Regions from separate parts of the Homo sapiens genome. Here all the other regions are linked to region 1. Evidence: read pairs that join two places in POLR2A ChIA-PET (ENCODE). Cell type or tissue: MCF 10A. All regions are shown on one strand.

Region 1 (2,500 bases):
ACCGTGGGAATGAAGTTGGCACTGGAGACGGCCAGGTCCGTGCAGAAGTCCTAGAACAAAACAGAAGGGGAAAGCCGACGTGAGCGAGCAGGTTCCGGACACAGGTGGGGCGAGTTCCCAGTGCCGCATGCAGCAGTGAAGAGAAACGATCCTGCCACGGACATTTCATCTTAAATGTCCCTCATCCTGGATGAAAGGTCTCCCCCTTTTCCTCCCAGGCATTCCGCAGCGCAGTGCCTGTCTCTTCCATCCTGCCGCTGCGTTCCCGTTATCCCTTCAGCATCACTTGCTTGAAAGGGGGTTTGTTATAAATATCCCTGACGTCTGCGCTGACGCAGGCGCCGCTCCGGAGTCTCCAGAATGAACTCGCTTTTTATCAATGAAACTGCCTTACACACCCGCCCGCTGCACCCTCCTCCCTCATCCCTCCTCCGTGCTCCAGGCTGCCGGGGGAGGGGGGATTGCCGCTTTCTGCCACCTCCCCGGAGAAGCCAGGCTCTAGTTAGCGAGTTTGTGCTTGGGACACGTCTGCTCCAGCTAATGTCAGAGATCCGTCCTGGAGTGCAGACCAGAGGTTGCTCAGAACGAACCTGCCTCCCGAAGGGGGAACCAATTCTTACTATGGCAAGCGTGCGTGCGCTCAGAGCAAGTCCCGAGCCCCCGAGCCGGCACCGCTCCGGCCACGGCAGCCTCCCTCCAGGCACAAGGGAGCCCCCTACTCATCTACTGGAGCGTCCCGCCCGGTGTCTCCTCCTCCGCGACCCCAAGCCCCCGGCCCCGCGGCGACGGGAAGCCAGCCTTACCTGCGCGTTGACAGGCGAGCCCATGCTGGAGAAGGAGTCTGCGGGTGAGTGGTAGTAAGAGAGGCTATCCCCGGCCGGGGACGCGCTGCTGCAGCGGGAGGATGACGCCTCGTAGTCTGCGTTGAAGCCCGAGAACATCATCGTGGCGGTTAGGCAAAGCCGGGCGAGGGGCCGAGGGGCGGAGACAGGTGGGCGCTGTGGAGCAGAGCTGGGTAGGAGCACGGTCACTGCTCGTTCGCTGCGCCGCGGCCGCCGGCTCAGTCTTGGCTTCTCAGATGCTCGCTGCAGATGCGGTTGGAGTACGAGGCGCCGCAGCCACTGCTTTTATAACAAGCGTTTTATGAATGAGTGTAAACGTCACGGGCTCAACCACGGTGGCGCCAGAGGGGTGGCGCGCGGGCCTGGGCGCTTCTGCGGCCGCCCGGCTGCGTCCCCAGCGCTCGCAGCTCCCTGCCCCCGCCTTGGCGCGTGTCCTAATCTCGTGAGCATTTCGCAGTTCCTGTCTCAGAGGTCTCGTGGGCCCCCCAAGATGAGGGGTTTCGGGGATGGCTCCCCCCAGGGCTACAGGGAAAGGCCGTGGAAACCTGCTGACGCAGATGTCCTAATATGGACATCCTGTGTAAGGGGGGAGGGATTGACGGGAACTGCTCGCGGGCTGCAGCCAACACCGAGGGTGCAGTGCGGGGGGAGGCGGGGGCCGCGGCTGGGGGAGGGGAGGCGGGAACGGCGCAGAATGAGAGAGAACATTCGCACCTGGTTCAATGCGGACCCTTGTTCCCGAGGTCGGGGGGGATGGGGCAGAGAGCGCCTTTTTACCCTTGTACGGAAACTGAAGACAGTTCTGAGGCTCAGAGATAGGAGAAACGGCATCGAGTACAGGACCCCGAGGACTTAAGCCTCGGCTCCCGAAGGAATGCGCCCCTACCCCCATCCCCAATTCTAGCCCTAATTCAGTGCAAAGCGTGGAAGCAGACCTTCATCCCCTAACCTCCAGCCCTCGGGCTCGAGCAATACTAGCACTGTTCCTGCGTTTGGAAGCAGAAAGTGGAGGATCCAAAATAAGAGAATACGATAACCTACTTTACGATACTGGGTACTTTATTTATTTATTTTTTTAAAGAAGACAGCGCATTTATTTATTTATTTTTCTCGGCCATGTGTGGGAATATTAAGGAAACTGTCAAATCCCTGAGACACCAGCAGATAAACACTGTGCAAAACCTACGTGCGAAGACATTTGAAGGGGGTGTCTGCCCGGTTCTGAGCTGGGCCCCAGGGGTAGGGAGTGCGAGGTGTGGTTATGTGGGCAGGGTGGTCAGTTCGGGATGACAAGGCGGGGTGTGCTTCCTGCGGGGAACTCAAATCTGCGCTGAGGGCTGGTTCGGTCCCGCCAGGAAGCTGTGCTTACGGGAGCCCGCAGCGGGTGATTTTCCAGCGCGGACTTGGAGGGTGGAGGACGGGGGCTGGAAGGACAGTGTCCAGCTGCGCCTGGGCGGAATACCTCGACTGCTGGGACCCCAGGAGCGGCTCCACGTCCTGGAACACGGGGCTTTGGGGAGGCAAGGTGCTCCAGAGTGTGCCACGCCCCCCAATCTCCTGCCCTGCTGCGTAGGACAGCCGGGGTCACGCTGCCGGGGCTCAGCCCCAGCGCGCTGGCCACCTCCAGGGCGCGAAGACGCATGTCCCCGCACAGCCCC
Region 2 (2,500 bases), 61 kb after region 1:
GACCATGCCTGAAAGTATATCAACACAAGACAAAGTGAACTAAAAATTTAATAACATTCTGGTTCATTTAACTAACAGGTGGTCAAATGTCTATAGTTGAAGTTGCATCCATGAACATTTGAATTAACTATGGCTGCAGTGATAACACTTGCCAGGTCTTTGCTTTACTTCTCCCTGCAAATCCTGGGTATTTACTTGGGTATCTTGAGCCTCTGGTAAAATGCTATTGCATGTCCTCCTCCTTTGACTCTCTTCCCAAGAGCTGCTTTGATTCGACAAGCCTCCACTGAGCCCTTCAAATGTGCCCTGCAGTGTAGTAGTTGCTGTGGATACACTCATAGTACGTGGATGCTAATTTGGGATTAGTATGGCATTTTGAGACAGAAGGCTTGAAAAAAATGGTACTGCCTCTAATGGAAGAGGACACTAAGTGAGTGAGTGGGAGCTGGGTTGGTCTGGAAGACAATGACTCAGGACATGAGGTGATCAGGGCATCCCAGTGGAAAATGTTTATGAAGTTGTTGGAGCTGAAGGGTTGGATCTTAGGTGAGAATATGAGCTCAAGAACTAAATGTGGAAGTCTTCCATGTAAAGGTGAGTCCACTGAGAAGGGCAGAAAATAGAACAGAAGCCCACCGGCTAAACCTTGAGGTGCAATTCAGAGATGAAAGGTAGGAGGAGGCTAAGAAAGCAGCCAAGGAGATGAGTAAGAACAACTGGAGAAATAGGAAGAAAGCCAGGAGAGCTCAGCACTATTGCAGTTTAGAGTGAAGTGTGTTTTGCTCTGCTTTTTTGTTGTTGCTGTTTTAATTTTTATTTTATTTTATTTTATGAGACAGGGTCTCCTTATGTTGACCAGGCTGGTCTTCAACCCATCAGCTCAAACGATCCTCCTGCCTCAGCCTCCCAAGTAGCTGACATTCCAGACATATGCCGCCATACCAGCTTTGTTGGATTTTTGTTTTTGTTGTTGTTGTTTGGTTTTTGAGACAGGGTTTCACTCTGTCCCCTAGACTGGAGTGCAGTGGCACAATCATGGCTCACTGCAGCCTCCACCTCCCAGGCTCAAGTGGTCTTCCCACCTCAGCCTCCCAAGTGGCTGGGACTACAGGCAAGCACCATCACACCAAGCTAATTTTTAAATTTTTTGTGGAGATGGGGGTCTCTTTATGTTGCCCAGGCTAGGGTTTTATTTTTATTTTTATTTTTAGATGGAGTCTCGCTCTGTCACCAGGCTGGAGTGCAGTGGCACGACCGTGGCTCACTGCAACCTCCACCTCCCAGGTTCAAGCAATTCTCCTGCCTCAGCCTCCTGAGTAGCTGGGATTACAGGCACATGCCACCACACCAGCTAATTTTTGTATTTTTAATAGAGATGGGGTTTCACCATGTTGGCCAGGATGGTCTCCATCTCCTGACCTTGTGATGCTCCTGCCTCAGCTGCTCAAAGTGCTGAGACTACAGGTGTGAGCCACTGCACCCAGCTAGGTTTTATTTTTTAAAGGGACAATAAAAAGGTTTCAAAGCTTCATAGCATGAACACTGAGAAAAGGCCTCTAGGGTGTAAGATGACCAACGTCCTAGTTTGCCCAATATTGTCCCAGTTTTAGCACTGCCAAGTCCCACATCCCAGGAAATATCTTAGTCCCGGGCAAACAGGACCGTTAGGATGTGCAGAGCCTTACACTAAGATACTAAGTTGGGCAACCAGGAATGTCAATATATACCCTCTAAAAGACCACATTAAAAAAAAATCAGATCCTGCATTTGCCACATCCTCTGGGCATGACCTTGGCCCGGACACAGGCCAGGGTTAATAAACTGTACTCACTGGATCCAGTCTTTGAAAACCTTTGATCGCTTTTGAGGTTTTTGGCCTGGAAGCATTTCCTATCATAAAATTTAGTTAAGTCAAACTCTTATTTGGTTCAAGTGCTCTTTCTCTGCATTGCCTTCACCCAAGCGATTGCTTTTACTGGAAACTCAGGGGTCAAGATAGAGCTGACGGCTTTCAGAAAAGAGAGTAAGCCTCAAAACTGATGCACCTGATAGAAAGAGTAAAGAAAATTAGTTCACTCCATCAAAGCTGGAGATCCAATTTTAAGGAAACTGCAACAGACATGGGGAGCTACAAGGTATATCTCTGGCAACCTCCAGGGCCTGTGGCTTTTCTGAAGACCCAAGGTATTGTGTTTTAGTTAGCAGTTATCACAAGGCTCTTTTTCCAATAGTATCTCGTGGTGCTTGGAAGTCGGAGGAAACTGAACGGCTTGCATGGTTTTGGTTTTTGTTTTTTACATGCCTTTGGTTCTGCCCATTTCCTCTAAGCTGGAGGCCAAAAACTGGCAGCTTGGATGGACCAATTCAGCCCGCAAGTGTGTTTTGTTTGGCCTACATGTTGTTGTTTTTTAAATTTTGAATTAGTTGCCAACATTTAAAAATCAGTAGATTTCACACACAAAAATCCAGATTTCCTGCTTTTCTTGAAAAATTGGAAGAT
Region 3 (2,500 bases), 130 kb after region 1:
ATTAGCTGGGCATGGTCGTGGGTGCCTGTAGTTCCAGCTACTCGGGAGGCTGAGGCAGGAGAATCACCTGAACCCGGGAGGCGGAGGTTGCAGAGAGCCGAGATCACGCCACTGCACTCCAGCCTGGGGACAGAGTGAGACTCCATTTCAAAAAAAAAAAGGGAAAAAAAAATAGAAAGTCTCACCCCTCAGAAATAACTACTGTTATAAAGTACTTTTAAATATATAAGCTTAAATGTGTGCTACTTAATTTTCCTGCTTAAAATTTCCCCTTAAAAGAATTATGTTTTAACAAATAGCATTAGAACATCCAGTTTAATGTAATTAAGCCACTACTTTTGTGTTCCACATTGCAAAGTAGCTTCCAGTCTTAAGTGATGAAATATGCTTTCTACTAAGACAGCCACGTGCTCTAGAAATGAAGGCTAAGATCCAGTCTGTTAAATTACCATGGAATTCCCTTGCTTTGTATGTGGCTGTTTACTTAGCAGTATATGCCCTTTATTCTGTGCTGATAGGCCATTCTTTGGTAATAGAGCAGCTTAAGTCTGAAGAGCTAAAGCTAAGGATCTAGAAGAAAGGAATAATCATTTATGGAAGCCAAAGATACCTTTTTTTTTTTAGGATAAATTTCTCTCCTTTTTGTTTTTGTTTTTGTTTTTTTGAGACAGAGTCTTGCTCTGTCACCCAGGCTGCAGTGACACGGCAAGCTTCCCAGTACCTGGGACTATAGGTGCGCACCACCATGCCTGGCTAATTTTTGTATTTTTTGTAGAGATGAGGTTTCGCCATGTTGGTCTTGAACACTTTTTTTTTGAGACAGAATCTCACTCTGTCATCTGGGCTGGAGTGCAGTGGCGCAATCTTGGCTCACTGCAACCTCCGCCTCCCAGGTTCAAGCGATTCTCCTGCCTCAGCCTCCTGAGTAGCTGGGACTACAGGCATATGCCACTGCGCCCAGCTGATTTTGGTATTTTTAGTAGAGACGAGGTTTCTCCATGTTGGTTGGCCAGGATGGTCTTGATCTCTTGACCTCGTGATCCATCCGCCTCGGCCTCCCAAAGTGCTGGGATTACAGGCGTGAGCCACCGCGCCCAGCCAGGTCTTGAACTCTTGAGCTCAAGTGATCCTCCTGCCTTGGCGTTCCAAAGTTTGGGATTACAGGCGTGAGCCACCATGCCTGGCCAGAAACTTCTTTTTTGTTTCCTGTGTTTTGTTCCCACTCTACCTGGCCGTTGACATAATTAACATGAAATTTGCAGGAATAGATCTCCTGGATTGTCTTCTCTATGTATGCTTTTCTTCCTGCTGTCCTTGTATTGTGTGTCCTAATTTTATTCTCCACCCACACCCCTTCCCCATCAAATTTGTTTTATAGAATAAATGTGTTTTTATATATCTTTGTCCCTCTTGTATAATCTTTTGATAATTGTCTACTTTCATTTTTGTGACATGTTCCTCTATGCGGAATGATACTAGTGAGTTTTTGCCAATAAATCCAATGTATGTAACTTGGAGCATTAGCTAGATTAACTTTTTGGTATGGTAAGACATCCTATAGCAGCAACAGATTTTAGCCCACAGTGTGATTAGGCTATTTGAATGGATGAAATTTGCTGTATTTGGATTTAATCTTCTAATCCAGTTTTTGTCTTTGGGGATGGTTGGAACATAGTCATCATAATGAGAACTATCAATTGTCTTTCATAGATAGTGTCTCTATCTTCCCAGTTTCTGTAAGTTCTCTTCCTGAGTGTTATTTGCTGCCTATTCTTACTACTTTTCTTATTTTAGATCACAGATTCTGCTGGCCATATTCTCTACTCCAAAGAGGATGCAACCAAGGGGAAATTTGCCTTTACCACTGAAGATTATGACATGTTTGAAGTGTGTTTTGAGAGCAAGGGTGAGTAATCAAGAGTGTTTCTCTGGATTAAGAATCTTCTCCAACTCTAATGCTCCTTAATACAGTCAGCACTTAATATCTAGTTTCATTTGTATTCTTTATTTATTCTGATTTGGAGACCTGTTACCTTGTAGTCTTTGGAGCACCTTTTAAAAGGTCGACTACATGGAATAAAAGATTGAATAGGTGGAACAGAGAGAATTTTTAGGGCAGTAAAAATATTCTGTATGATACTGTAATAGTGGATACATGTCATTATATGGTTGTCCGAACATTACATTTGGAATGTACACCAAGAGTGAATCCTAATGTAAACTGTGGACTTTGGTAGATAGTGATGTGTCCATGTAGGTTCATCATTTGTAATGAATGTACCACTCTGGTGGGAAATGGTGATAATGGGGGAGGCTATGCATATGTAAGAGGAAGGGGGATATGGGAAATCTTTGTGCCTTCCTCTCAGTTTTGTTGTGAACCTAAAACTGCTCTAACAAAGTGAAGTCTTAAAAAAAAGGCTGGGCATGGTGGCTCATGCCTGTAATCCCAGCACTTTGGGAGGCCAAGGCAGGCAGATCACTGAAGGTTAGGAGTTTG

The links. ChIA-PET counts read pairs that join two places held together with the same protein. Peaks named below come from ENCODE experiments on the same cell type or tissue, not always from the same donor. Only the 100,000 strongest peaks of a DNase experiment are listed, where the experiment ranks them.
Region 2: POLR2A ChIA-PET joins it to region 1 with 14 read pairs; 8 of 35 experiments call an interaction of 5 or more read pairs at or near these places.
Region 3: POLR2A ChIA-PET joins it to region 1 with 12 read pairs; 11 of 35 experiments call an interaction of 5 or more read pairs at or near these places.

The regions. Positions count from the first base shown.
Region 1 is chr14:75,277,427-75,279,926 of GRCh38, reverse strand. FOS (Fos proto-oncogene, AP-1 transcription factor subunit) reads right to left here and starts at 1,099. Exons shown (of 4, transcript NM_005252.4): 1 at 804-1,099; 2 at 1-50. The coding sequence starts at 944. RefSeq lists enhancers at 1-181, 768-827, 182-1,109 and silencers at 1,198-1,257, 1,608-1,697, 2,426-2,500. In MCF 10A, no CTCF peak of the experiment used is centred here; DNase peaks (open chromatin) are centred at 1,126, 1,416 and 2,086.
Region 2 is chr14:75,215,931-75,218,430 of GRCh38, reverse strand. No RefSeq gene overlaps it. Among named protein-coding and RNA genes, the nearest start is that of TMED10, 41 kb to the right of the region's middle. In MCF 10A, no CTCF peak of the experiment used is centred here; no DNase peak of the experiment used is centred here.
Region 3 is chr14:75,151,438-75,153,937 of GRCh38, reverse strand. TMED10 (transmembrane p24 trafficking protein 10) reads left to right here. Exons shown (of 5, transcript NM_006827.6): 2 at 1,795-1,906. Among named protein-coding and RNA genes, the nearest start is that of TMED10, 24 kb to the left of the region's middle. RefSeq lists an enhancer at 910-1,574. In MCF 10A, no CTCF peak of the experiment used is centred here; no DNase peak of the experiment used is centred here.